2 separate regions of the Mus musculus genome follow, and region 2 is linked to region 1. Evidence: chromatin contacts called from ENCODE Hi-C or POLR2A ChIA-PET data. All regions are on one chromosome and are shown on one strand. The core of a region is the stretch at or near the end of the contact, and the rest is flanking DNA. Distances in the headings are between cores, read along the strand shown.

Region 1 (6,577 bases), core at 1,471-3,970:
CAGGTGTTCTCCAGCCTACAAGCAAAGCACTCTAACTGTCTTATTTTCCTCCTCTTCTCCCCTCATCCTTTAAATTTTTATTTTTTTATGACAGCGTCTCTCTATGTAGCTCCTGGCTGGTCTGGACTCACTATGTAGACCAGGCTGAACTCCCAGACCTTGAACTCTCAGAAATCTGCCTGTGTCTGCCTCCCAAATGCTGGGATTAAGTGGATGAGTGTATTTACCCCAGTTTCTTAACCTTGAGGGTACTGGACACCAAACCCGGAGCCTCACACATTTTCTCTAACTGCGCTACATTCTTAGCCCCTTCAGCTTCTTCCTGCAACAACACACAACAGAGGCAGGGCACTAATGCTTCCATGTAAATGATGCATCCAGGCTTGGAAACGGAGCCCAGTGTGTCCTCTCTCCTCCACCTCTAACTGATTTACAAACCCACAAGCTCTCCTCCATCAGAGGGGCTGGCCTGTTCTGTGAGTACATTGCTGTAACATGGGGACTGTTTCCAGTTAAGCCATGAAACCCACCAGACTGAAAACTCACAGCCAGGAGTCTCATCTCATCTGTGTCAGAGTCCAACACAGTACCTGATTCACAACAGACCCTGAACAAGACTCCCTAAGCTCAACCTGAGCGGAAGTCAGATGGAGACGCTCTGTACAGCAGACTTTCAGAGGCTGTTCCTCAGAGTGTTACTTCCCAGTTTCCTGCATCCAGTAATGGGGACACACTGATTCTACTTCCTTCCTTCTATTACCATCTCTAGTTGGGCAAGCTCAGCGGTCAGTCGACAAGCACCTTTGCCTCCACCTCCAACGCCCCCTCCCCCACAACCCTGTCTCTTCATGGCTGACAGAACAATCATTTGTTCACTTATATTATTTTTCTTTTTTGAGACTGGATTTCTCTATGTCACTTAGGCTGTCCTAGAACTTGTTCTGTAGACCGGGCTGGCCTCGAACTCACAGAGATCTGCCTGCTTCTGCCTCCCGAGTGCTGGGATTAAAGGCACGTGCCACTACCTTCCTGCTCAGAACAATCTTTTAAAACCTAGACCATGTGTTAATTAGTATCTTTCTGTTCAATTCACTCTAATGGCTTCTAACTCTTTTGGATAATGTATCATACCCTACACAATATATTCTTCTCACCTAGACTCTTCCTTCCTTTCCCCTTTTCGAGAGGGTCAGGATGACCTCTTGTTCCATAGATTCCTAGTGTTCTGGCCCCTTCATAGCACCTAATGGTTTCAGCCACTTATTTCTTTACTCAGTTATTATCTGTGCTCTTTCCTTCCTTGGTTGCCATCTCCCAGAAGGCAAGGACTGTTTAAGCCCCAGAGCATGGAAGGCATGAATGGATCTCCATCTCACAGAGGTAACTTCTGTCTGTCCTCATGGACCACACTGGCTCTACCAGGAAGCCATGAGTGACACACTGGCACTGAACAGTTGGCACCTTTATTTGTGATTCAAAGTCCTGCTTTGAATCCAAGGAAGTGCTGGCGTCTCCAGACACCTTCATGGCAGCAGAGATCAGTTATCACAGGGTTTCCAGCCAGGAACAAGAGCCTGGTGGTGGTAGGAGCGAGCCAGAAGCCAAGAAGCCAGAAGCCACTTGAGAACTAAATCTCAAGACAAACTGACTTGCCTCCAGATCCCACAGCAACATACTCTGTGCCTCAGTTTACCCAGCAGTTATCTAGGCACACTTCCTTTGGATCTGTAAGTGACAGGAGACAGAATAATTAACAGCTAGAGCATAGTTAGATCCTCAGATAGAAAGTGCTGCAAGCCGCACGTCTCATTATTCATAAAACTCTTGATCCCCTTGGGCCTTCCCATGAGCTAACCGGCAGAGTTACTCCTAAGTCAAGTTCCATACACAGAAGCATGCAAAGGCTGCAGGGCCTCTGCAGGTAAAGTGTCCAGAGCTCCAGGCTCACGGAAAAGGGAAGTGCAACCTTGATAGGGGTGGCAAAAAGGAGGGGATACATGCAATTTGGAGGTCCGAGTGGTTAATCTGCAGGCTCACGTTCCCAAGTGCCCTGCGAAGGTGAGACATGTGTCTCTCACATGTACCTTCCAAAAACACCAAGGAGAGGTGGAATCAGGGGAGCGGACGGTGCATTTAAACTAGAAAGGGAGGAAGGGCAGCTGGGCGGACAGACAGACCTTGGCAGCATCTAGGAAGGGAAACATGGAGAGTCAGGATGCTGGGAAAGAGGTGCGGTAAGGTGAGGAAGAGACAGGGCAATGGGACCAGGAGGGTGGACAGACGATGACAAGCACGCGGGCCCAGAGGGGTGAGCAACTGGGACACCTGTGGAGGAGACCCCCAAGAGAAAGGGAGGAAGGCAGCAGGGTGGTCTGCGGCGGGAGGTAGCAGCGCCGGGTGTGGTGGGGACGACGGGTCCAGGCCCAGGGCGCCGCGCCAGCGGAGCCGGCCCGGTGGGTCTCTGCGGGGTCGAAGGTGCCTTCCGCGGCCCCTCCCCGGGAGACAAAGGGCCGGCGGCTCCCCCGCGTCCCGGCGCAGCGCCGGCCCCCATGCTGCGGTCGCGGCCCGGCCTCGCGCTTACCTGGGCCGCCCGAACGCGCGGCGCCGGGGGCTGCGGGTCCGGAGCGCGGCGGCCTGTTCCGGGGCGCGCTCAGCCGGAGAAGCAGCCGCGGCGGCGGCAGCAGCACCAGGAGCGGCCGCCTCAGCCTCCGCCTCTCCGTGAGTCACCGCGGCCGGGAGGGAGGGAGGCGCCAGGCTGCCGGAGGAGGGACCGGCGGAGGGGGGCGGCATCAGGCTCCGCGCGCGCGGCGGAGGCGCGGCGCCGACCACGCCCCAGAGGGAGGTACCCTGAGGGGCGGGGCCTGAAGGGGTGGAGCCCCTAGAGCGGGAAAGGAACAGGCATTGGTTAACACACCTTTGGGGCGGGCTGCTTGCTGGAGGGCGGAACCCTGAGCCTCAACACGAGAAGGACAACTCATTGGTCATCTCTGGTTGAGGGCGGGACCAGAGGCTCGTGGGCGGGGTCTCGCGGTGGGTGGGTAGGGGCTCTGTCTGTACTGAGAACCCAGGGGAGGAGCAGGCGAGGCTAGAGTGAGGGGTCATATAGGGTAGAATTTTCACTGAGGCCACTTGACCCAGAACCCCAGAAAGAATGAAATGGAAGAGGTTGCAGACTATTTAGTGGCGTGGGCGTGGTATCTTGGAACAGTTAGGTCTGCTCTTGAATTTGGGGCCTAGCCTGGGGTCTGTGAAATCCAGAGTGCCCAGGGCCTCTGTGATTAAAATCTTTCTACCGGCAGTCTTGCTGTATCTGGAGAGGTTGAAAGGGGAAAATTGTTCATTTTCGGCAAATTGCTTTTAGTTTAAAGGCACATGAATGCTTAAGAGTGGTATCATTTCCAATTTATTTTTGAAAAATTTATGTGTGTGCCTCCATGTTTGTATGTGTGCCACATGTATGTCTAATGCCTTGGCATGGATTCCCTGAAACGAATTACAGACAGTTGCGAGCAACCATGTGGGGCTGGGAACTGAACTCTGGTCCTCTACAGAAGCAGCAAGAGCTCTTAGCTGAGTATACTCTCTGCTAGTGTCCATGGGCACCTACCCATGGTATACATACAACAGGCATCCACACATAAAAATCAATTGAATAAATAAATTTAAAAACTAAAAATGGTACTCATTCCGGTAGCATACATACTAAAATTGAAACAATACAGAGATCAGCATGGGCCTGGCACAAGGATGACACACAGATCTGTGAAGCATTCCATAGTAAAAATAGAATTTTAAATGACAAAAACTAAAACCTTAAAAATACAGTAAACTGTGTTTGTTTTTTTTTTTGTTTGTTTTTGTTTTTTTGTTTGTTTGTTTGTTTTTTTCAAGACAGGGTTTCTCTGTGTAGCTCTGGCTGTCCTGGAACTCACTCTGTAGACCAGGCTGGCCTCGAACTCAGAAATCTGCCTGGCTCTGCCTCCCAAGTGCTGGGATTAAAGGCGTGCGCCATCATACCCAGCTTGTAAACTCTTGTGTGTTGTTGTTATATGACTATGCCTGGGGAGAGCAAACATCTACTCACCTCAGACAGGGAGCCAACTGCAGACCAAAACTCTACCAAAATCCAACTTGGTAAACCTATGAATTTTATTGGTGTGACTTATAGGAGTATGGGTGAAGTTACAAGAACAGAAATGACTCAAAGACGATTGTGTCACCAAAGTCCACCCTAGCATGAGTGACAAAAGCTGGGAACCTGAAACACACTGCACAGTCCATAGGTAGCACAGCAGGTTGGAAAATGTCCTTGCCCTGTAGCTTGGTTGGTCCATGCCTCTTCTAGGTAGTTCAGTCGGCTTTATTGCTTGGAAAGGAAGGGGGCTAGTGAATCTGGTCAATTTCAGGAACTTCCTGAAGCCACTGAATTGTTTACCTCCTGAGTTTAGTAAGTTTAGCTATAGGATGGAATGTTTTATCTTCCTTAAAAAAATACAGTCCCTTTGTCTTCCCTTTAACATCTGTGTTTAAAGGACCTTCCTTCAAAGACAGAAGGTTTTCATCTTGGAGGGAACTGCTACACAACAGTTAAATGTGTGCATGTTGTTTGTATGTGTACATCTGTGTGGAGGTCAAAAGTCAAAGTCTAGTATCTTCTGGTTTTCTTTTTGCCTTATTCTATTTTTTTGGTTTTTTTTTTGTTTTTGTTTGTTTGTGTTTGTTTTTTTGAGTAAGTTAGTTTCTCTCATTAGTCCTGAAGCTGAGGAACACTTCCTGGGTTTTTTTATTTCCTTTAATGACTTATTTATCTTTATTTCATATGTATTGGTGTCTTGCCTTCATGTGTGAGGGTGTTGGACCCCCTGGAACTGGAGTTACAGACAGTTGTGAGCTGCCACATGGGTGCTGGGAACTGGTCCTCTGGAAGAGCAGCTGGTGTTCTTAACCACTGAGCCAGCTCGCCAGCCTCTTGATGAGTTCTCTCATCAAGCAGCAGCCTGCATAGCAAGCACCTTGTGACACTTTGCTAGCCACAAGGCAGAAAGCCGCTGCCTTGGTTTCACTTTGATGTGACTGTGTGCAGCATCCCTAGTGTGTGGTGTCTTCAGCAAGGCAGCAGGTAGGTGATCAAGAGCAGTACCACGCAATGGCGCCTCCATTGTTTTGAAGCCTCCGTGGCTCCCTGGCCACCAGTTCACAGAGAGAGGCTCACACCTCCACTGAAGACTTACAGCTTCTGGAAGCAGCATTATCCATCCACACAGAGTACCTCCATTCAAACATGTTAAAAATATTCTTTTAATTAATTAAGAGTAGACCAGCGAGACTGGCAAGCCCCAGGGCTCTGCCTACTCAGCTCTTTGATTACAAGCTTTTATGTGGGTGCTGAGGATTCAACTACCAACCACCCCGCCTCTCGCCATAGACATTTTAAAACATTACCCTTATATCTGAAATGCTCAGATTGTTCCTTTTTTTTTTTTCCGGTTTTTTCGAGACAGGGTTTCTCTGTATAACCCTGGCTGCCCTGGAACTCACTATGTAGGCCAGGCCTCACAGTCACATCAAAGTGAAATCTGCCTGCCTCTGCCTCCCAAGTGCTGGGATTAAAGACCTGCGCCACCACTGCCGGGCTGCTCAGTACTCTTGATTCCACAAACTGCACCTTAGTCATACCTGAGTGACATGGTGGTGAGCTGCCATGAGGATTATGAATCCTCGAAGGCCTTGCATATGCCTTACTCATGACTGGATCTCCAACAGTGTCCCGAAGGCACTGTGCCTGGAGCAAAGGCTCAAATATTTGCCAGGACTACAGCTTCCCAGTGGGGCCTTCAGGTTTCCCAGCGAACACACAGATGCAGAAGCACACGATCACAGTGTTTTTCTAGAAATACTCATGTTTACGCAAATCAATAAAAACTGTTGGTGTTGCTTGCTAGTCGAGATGGAAGAGTGTGGATTATGTTCTCATAAAGATGCTTAAGGACCGAGCGGGAAGGAAATGCAGAAGACTACATGTGCTGGAGAGAAAGAATGGCTACTTCTGAGTTTTCCCAAGTTTTCATATGTATTTTTTAGTTTTAATTATTTGGTTTTATGTGTCTGAGTGTTGGCCTGACTGTGTGTCTGAGTGTTGGCCTGACTGTGTGTCTGAGTGTTGGCCTGACTGTGTGTCTGAGTGTTGGCCTGACTGTGTGTCTGAGTGTTGGCCTGACTGTGTGTCTAATCACCATGTGCATGTGGTGCCCTCAGATCTCAAAAGAGGGCACTGGGCCCCTTGGAACTGAAACTACAAATGACTGCCATGTGGGTGCTGGGAACCCAACCCTGATCCTCTGCAAGAACAGCCAGTGCTCCTAACCACGAGCCATCTCTCTATGTGTTTAGGGTTCAAAATTACAGTAAATTTATCAACACAAGTCAGCCTCGGAGTGACCCCAGGAGTTCAGAGTTGGGCAATGGGCATTTCTAGGCAGCAGAATTACTTTAGGTTATCTCTGGCTCCACCCTATGCCTAGGAAGTAAGGGACATTTGTCAGTTCTGACAGTCTCTCTTGAGGAGCAGGAAGGACAC
Region 2 (6,577 bases), core at 1,591-4,090, 33 kb after region 1:
CACAGCTCACGTCAGAATGCAGAAATGTACACCACAAGTTTCAAAGCATGACAATCTTAGCAGCTGTTCTAGAGCAAGCTGGAGGGAAACACCAATCGCTTGCGGTGCACATGTCCCCCGAGTTACACTTCTGGCATTTCCGCTGCCTTTCAGTGAGGTTAAACTCAGGATGAGAGTGCCATCTCCCCTCGCCCCGGTCAACTTTTACTGATTTGAGTCACACTTCAAGCACATGGTGACTTCTCTTATGCATCAACGGCACAGCCTAGGGCGACCAAGTACAGAAAGCCAAACCTCAGCTTACCTATTCAACTCCAGAGAATGATAGTACAGTGCTACTACGATTCTTATGGAGACTAAACAAAATAAAGTGCCTGGCATCTAGTTATAGCTAAACAGTTTCTATTAGCATCAGACTCTTCAGTGGTAGGAAGCACCTTGTGTACCCTGCAAACAACAACAACACATCTGTCATCTGAGTAAAAGGTTATTTTTATTCTCCAGGCAAGCCGCTTATTAAATATTTACTACAAGTAACAGCAGCTCCGCTCAGAGAACTACCATTTATGGAGTGCTCAATTGGGCCAAGCACTGTTTTGCCTCCTTCGTTTTAACATTTGTAACATCCTTACAAGGCTATTAACAGCTACGATTATTAGTATGCTTGTTTTCTTCTGCTTTATTGAAACAGTGACTCATGTAGCAGGCTGGCCTGGAGCTCTCCACGAAGTGAAGCACGCGCTCCTACCCGCATGCATCTGCCTCACTGCTGGGATTACAGGAGAGCAGCACCTCCCTTCCCGTCCCTCTTCTTCTTCTTCTTCTTCTTCGATGCTGGGCATTGGGCTCAGAGCCTCTAGCTGTTAGGCACCCACTCATCCACAGAGCCTTACCCCCGTCCCCAGCCTAATCATAGTATTTTTAGCAATTAGTTCATACTAGGCAAAGCTGTTTAAAATACTAAAGACAAAGGAAACATTATTTCCAGGAGCTTAAGTATTTTAAGTCTTCCATAGCTGAGGCTTTATGACTACAGAGCTTGACAAGTTTGCTTCTACAAACCAAGTGCTGTAAAATACTACAGAAGAGACCAAAGTCACACGCGGGCTTCAGGCTTGCATCCACGGAGCCTGACCTCTCTTCGTACAAACAAGTGTTTACGGAGTGAGAACATATAGTTATAACTTACCTGCATTCCTCCAGGTCTTGTAACTGCTGCATCAGTCTATCCAACTGCTCTTCTAAATTCTGCTTTAGTTTGCTTGTCTCTGTCTTTCCTCTGGAAGCCATTTTAATCACTGTAAGAACAATAAGCCCACATGAGTACACTGTATTTGGTTACTTGGGAAGATTCAACATATTGGTGCAATTCAAAATTAAGAAAATCTAAAATGCTGGGTGGCAGATTTCTGAGTTCGAGGCCAGCCTGGTCTACAGAGTGAGTTCCAGGACAGCCAGAACTACGCAGAGAAACCCTGTCTAGAACCACGCCCCCCAAAAAAAGAAAAAGAAAAAAGTAAATTATGAAAATGTAAAATGAAAAGAACATATTTTTTCTAAGATTACAGGTATGTGCTAACATGCCCAGACTTGTTTTTCTTCCCCCAGAACAGGGGATTGAATCCAGGCGCTCATTCCTGCTAAGCAAGGACTCTACCATTAAGATAAATCCCCTGCACAGTAAGTTATTACTGTTTAACACAAAAATTTATCTCTTCTTGGGGGAAATGGAGGAACCAGAATGCTACATATACGCTACGCCAGACTGCACTCCCAAGCTGCAATACAGTCTCAAAAGGCAAAGTTATTCTGAATAAATTTAAGGAAAAATAAAGGCTTGTACAACAAACAAACAAAAAAAAAAAAAACAAAAACAAAAAAAAAAAAACAAAGCAACAACAAAAAAACTTTAACCACACTACAGATTTAGACCAGAAAGATTTGACTCACTGGCACCACCTAGTATTGAATAAAAGTGATGCGTTTCCTTTGAGACTGCCGAAATGGCCAACACTGTCATCTGGAGTGGAATATATTCATTCACGCTCACCGGGGTTCCAGTATCCTGTCCCGTGCACGGTGCTCAAAACTCGCCAACTGTCGGAGCTCTGAGTGTCATCAATTTGAGGAAAGCGAAGTTGTCATAAAGTTTACCGGAGGCTCAAACTTCAAACCTCCTGGGGTGGAGCTGGCTAGAACAAGGTAAAACTGTTAAGAGTTTTATTTGCTGTGTCTGAACTTGGCCTACAGCTGTCCAGATCACTTCCCGCTAAGCAGACTGTAACTGAAATACGTTCTCCATTCCTAGGAAGACGCGGGAGAGGCCACTGAATCCCTGGGCTGTGCCTCCCGTAGCTTTTGCCGAGTCTCCTCTGGGTGAGGCCACAGCACTCGGGACTCGGCTTGAGGAAAACTGTCCAACTCAGACGCACGAGAAGGCAAGGGCAGAAAGCACACCTTCTCAGGGACGGAGGTGAGCAAAGCCCGGGCCCGGGACCACCGGAGCAAAAATAAGGCAGAGCCGGACCGCACGCTCGGATGCCGGCCTCCTCCCCGCGGACAGACGAACTCCAAGCTCCCGCCGAGGTGTGCAGGTCCCGCCAAGGCCGGGCTCCAGCAGGCCCGGTGGTCACCTGAGGAGGCGGGGAGTCCTACGCCTGCGAAACGCTTCTCCGTCCTCCCTGATCGGAAAACAGGACAACCTCCTTCGCCCTCCCGATCCCCGCCTGCCGCCCGCTAGCGGATCCCAGGGTTTGGAACCAGGGGCCCCGCCTACCTGACTCCCCGGCCTGGCGGACCGCATGGAGCGAGCACTTCCGCTGGATTCGCGCACTTCCGGCTGTGTGGGGCCAATGAGAGCAAGGCGGCGGTGTTCCCTGCGCTGGCGTCCGGGCCGAGGTTGTCTCCTGGAGGACTAGGGCCGTTTGGCCTTCAAGGCCTGGTAAGCAACCCACCGAGGTCCTAGGAGACGAGCCTGTGCGAGCGTTAGCCCGGTGACCCGTACTTTGCCAAGCAAGGGACAATGCACAATGGCTGGGCCTTTAGAGACTTTTGTAACGGTCCCTGGGGCCAGCTCTTCATAGTCAACTCTTGCCCTTTAGTTCTTGGAACCAAAAAGTTGGTAACTTTCCTGTGACCTTGGTGCAGGTCAGTTCCCCCACTTGGGGTGGCCTGGATTCTTCCTCTCTAGAGATTTCTTGAGAGCAGACGCCCATGAACTTAGAGGGATGTGGGTGAGAGGCAATGGGGGAAAGCCAGTGCTGAGAAGGACATTCCCTTTTAGTCGTTTCCAAATCTGGGAAAGAGCAAGCCCACACAGCCTTTGAGAACCAGTTAAATTGCTGCTGAGTGGACTGTAAACTGTTACCAGGGAGCTGAGTGGAGAAAGGGCTATGCCAGCCCTTTGGGACCCAGATCCTGAGTCCCAAATGTCGGATATTGAGCTACACTGTTGGATTCTGGGTTTGCTTAATTGTGATTATTCCTATTCTCTGGTTCTGCCCTTTTGGGATTAGAAAGTATGAAACTTATTTTGATTTTACAGGAGCTCATGATTAAAAGACTTGGACTTTTAAAGAGACTCGGAACTTTAAAAGTTTTGAAATTTTGAAAGACTGAGAATTTTGAAAGTTGGTCTATGCTTTTGTTTTATAATGTTAACAGGGACTTTGGAGACAAGAAATCGAAAGGTTATAGCTTACAGTGATGCCTTTGTGAAGTTGAAGGGGGGGGGGTGTTAGAAGTTCATAGTTAAGCCGGGCGTGGTGGCGCAGGCCTTTGATCCCAGCACTCGGGAGGCAGAGGCAGGTGGATTTCTGAGTTCGAGGCCACCCTGATGTACTGGGCTGTATAAGAAAGCCAGCTTCCTAGGTGCTGGGCATTGGCACTAAAGAGGCAGAGATGGAATGATATCTCTGAGTTCAGGGCCAGTCTGGTCTACAGACTGAGTTTAAGCCAGGAGGCAGCAGCATTCATTCCTCAGTAGTGTCTGCTTCAGGTTCCTCCTAGAGCCCGTGCCCCAATTCTTTCAGTGATGGACTGACCTGGAAGTATAAGGCAAAAGAACCCTTCCTCCCCAAGTTGCTTTTGGTCAGAGTGTTTTGTCACAGCAGCAGAGTGAGGCTCAGACACTGGCTATATGTTCTACAAAATAATTGGCTGTAGTAATATGAAAGATTGTTGTAACCCATAAAGAGATTCTCTTTATCCAAAAGTTCCCACAACGTAAAGAATGTATAGATTGATCTTGGTGAGATCTTAGGTCTGCACGACTGTTTTCCTGTGAAGCTTCACTTTGCTGAGATGAGCGATTTCTTTTGACAATGTCCACTTCTGCCGGTGTCATCGGCTCAGATTCTAATGTCCCTATTTTATAAGATCCGAGGTTTATAGGAAGTCATTGTAGCAATCTTGAGAGTATTGTGTAGACACTCACTCCTCCTTCGTATGAAGGTGTTTTTAATGGCGATCCTGTGGTATCAGTTGACCAATCGTTTCCCGCTTCTTCAGCACTCATTAAGCAACTTCTATGATGGCTAGTCTTGGCATGCTTTTTGCGTGGTTATGATGTGCAGCAGACATTTTATGTAGAAATGGCAGCTAGGTCATCTTGTGAGATGCTTGACGGTACACAGTGGTAATGCTGGGGCGGACTCAGTCAGCCCAGGTGTGTAAATGAGGCAGGAAACCAGCAGGACCTATGGGCTAGCTTCAGACTGTTGGCTTAGCATCTGGTCTTGGGCAGGTCACTTTGGACAGCCAGATGAGCCCCATGCCAGAAAAAAGCACTGCAGGACAGAGCACAGTGTCTAATAAGGTGGAGCAGGACTCAGGTGAGAAGGATGCTTTTAAAAACGTATTCCTTCAAAAGTTCATACACAAGGGGATGGCATATATAAATGTTTGTTGATCGTGTTCCCGCAGTACTGCCTTACCCCCTCTCCCACCTCAAAACCTTTCTTCCCCAACACATCCCACCCAACTTCCATGACTTTTTTTTGTTTTGTTTTCTTTGTGGCCTAGAGGCTTTAATTAATGTTGCCTGCATAAATGGGGGGTGAGGAGGTGTGTGAGCAAGGCGCCTTACCAGTGCCTACAACCAAAGAAAAATCTGACTCCCTCTCCAGCTACCATTAACTGCCAATAGTGTGCACCCTGGGGAGGGAAGGGGTGAGGCCTTATGAGCCCCCTCCTCTGGCCATGATGACGGGATGTTAAGAGGCCCAGTCCTGTGCAGATCCAATGCAGCTAACTAAAGCTGCTGTGGAAGATCTAACTTTGAGACAGGGTTTCTCTATTACATAGTTCCTAGAACTCATTAGGTAGACCAGGCTAGCCTCCGACTCACAGAAAACCACCTGTCTCCATCTCTGCCTCTACCTCCTCTGGAGTGTCTGGGACTGCCAACCTGTGTGTCACCACCTGGGCATAGGGTGGTGCTGGTGGCTGAGCCCCGGACCTCAGCTGTGCTGGCTGGCACTCTTCCCAACTGAGCTGCGTCCCAGGAAGTTTCTTTACATCCCATCCAAAGCCTCCCTTTCCTGTCTTTAACACTCTGTCTCTGTGAGTTCTGCAGTAAGAGGAGCTGGGGCCTCTGAGCTCACACAGTGTCTTCCCTTGAGGGGTCTGCAAGGGGGTCTGGATAGGGGCTTGGGAGGTGTTTTGACTCACCCGTGGATACCAGGCTGCCCACTGACAGCACCACAGATAGGTAGTAAAGTTCAGGGGTGGTTTTCTCCTGTATGAGAAACAAAACACCATCAGAAATATCTCTGTTCTTTAGCCAGTGGGGTTTGGTTTAGGTTTGGTTTGGTTGTGTTGTTTCAACAAGGGTCTCGCTGTGCTGCCCTGGCTGTCCTGGAACTCACTAAGACCAGGCTGGACTCAAAACTCATAGAGATCCACCTGCCTCTGCCTACCAAGTGCTGGGCTTAAAGGGGTACACTACATTTAGCTTTGTTTGGGTTGTGACATAGTGTTTCTGTGTAGCCCAGGCTTCCCTAGTTCTTGCAATCCTGCTGCCTCTGCTTCTCAAGCCCCACAGTCACAGGCACGTGTGCTACATGTGTCTTGTGACATTTACTGTCTTTAATATTATTAAAATGTTCTTAGGGCCAGTGAGATGGCTTAGTGAGCAAAGGTGCTTGCCACCAAACCTGATGATGATCTGAGTTCAATACTGCCTGGTTAGAAGGAGAGCATAGCCTTGTCTACTCCATAGACTTGTCCGCCACATGCTTGCCACGGCATATGTTTCCATATACACATCACACACACACACACAAATGTGATACACTTTTTAAATTTTTTAAAAGTTAAAATTCGGGTTGGAGAGATGGCTCCACTGACTGCTTTTCTAGAGGTCCTGAGTTCAATTCCCAAAAACCACATGGTAGCTCACAACCATCTGTAATGGGATCTGATGCTGCCTTCTGGGGTGTCTGAAGACAGTGACAGTGTACCCATATACTAAAATAAATAAAGAATTCTTTTTAAAATATGTACATATACATATTTTTTTCTATTAACATGGGATTCACCCACAATAAGAAAATCTCATGACGAGTGTGATGGCTCA

What was found. Hi-C counts contacts between places; a loop is a spot of excess contacts on that map. ChIA-PET counts read pairs that join two places held with the same protein, here RNA polymerase II (POLR2A).
Region 2: a loop to region 1 is called in a map of heart, with 2.3 times the contacts of the local background. The contact joins the promoter of Nmnat1 here to the promoter of Ctnnbip1 in region 1. A Hi-C loop is called at or near these places in 2 of 37 maps with a recorded cell type or tissue (heart and regulatory T cell). POLR2A ChIA-PET finds 5 or more read pairs at or near these places in 2 of 5 experiments (Patski and embryonic stem cell).

The regions. Positions count from the first base shown.
Region 1 is chr4:149,514,384-149,520,960 of GRCm38, reverse strand. Ctnnbip1 (catenin beta interacting protein 1) reads right to left here and starts at 2,720. Exons shown (of 5, transcript NM_023465.4): 1 at 2,582-2,720. It overlaps Gm24381 (a small nuclear RNA gene), which reads left to right and starts at 3,679; the gene lies at 3,679-3,782.
Region 2 is chr4:149,481,473-149,488,049 of GRCm38, reverse strand. It overlaps Nmnat1 (nicotinamide nucleotide adenylyltransferase 1), which reads left to right and starts at 2,840. Exons shown (of 5, transcript NM_133435.2): 1 at 2,840-2,941. Lzic (leucine zipper and CTNNBIP1 domain containing) reads right to left here and starts at 2,784. Exons shown (of 7, transcript NM_026963.6): 1 at 2,051-2,784; 2 at 1,190-1,298. The coding sequence starts at 1,290. It overlaps Tmem274 (transmembrame protein 274), which reads right to left. Exons shown (of 6, transcript NM_001366402.1): 5 at 5,671-5,737; 6 at 4,711-4,787. The coding sequence ends at 4,711.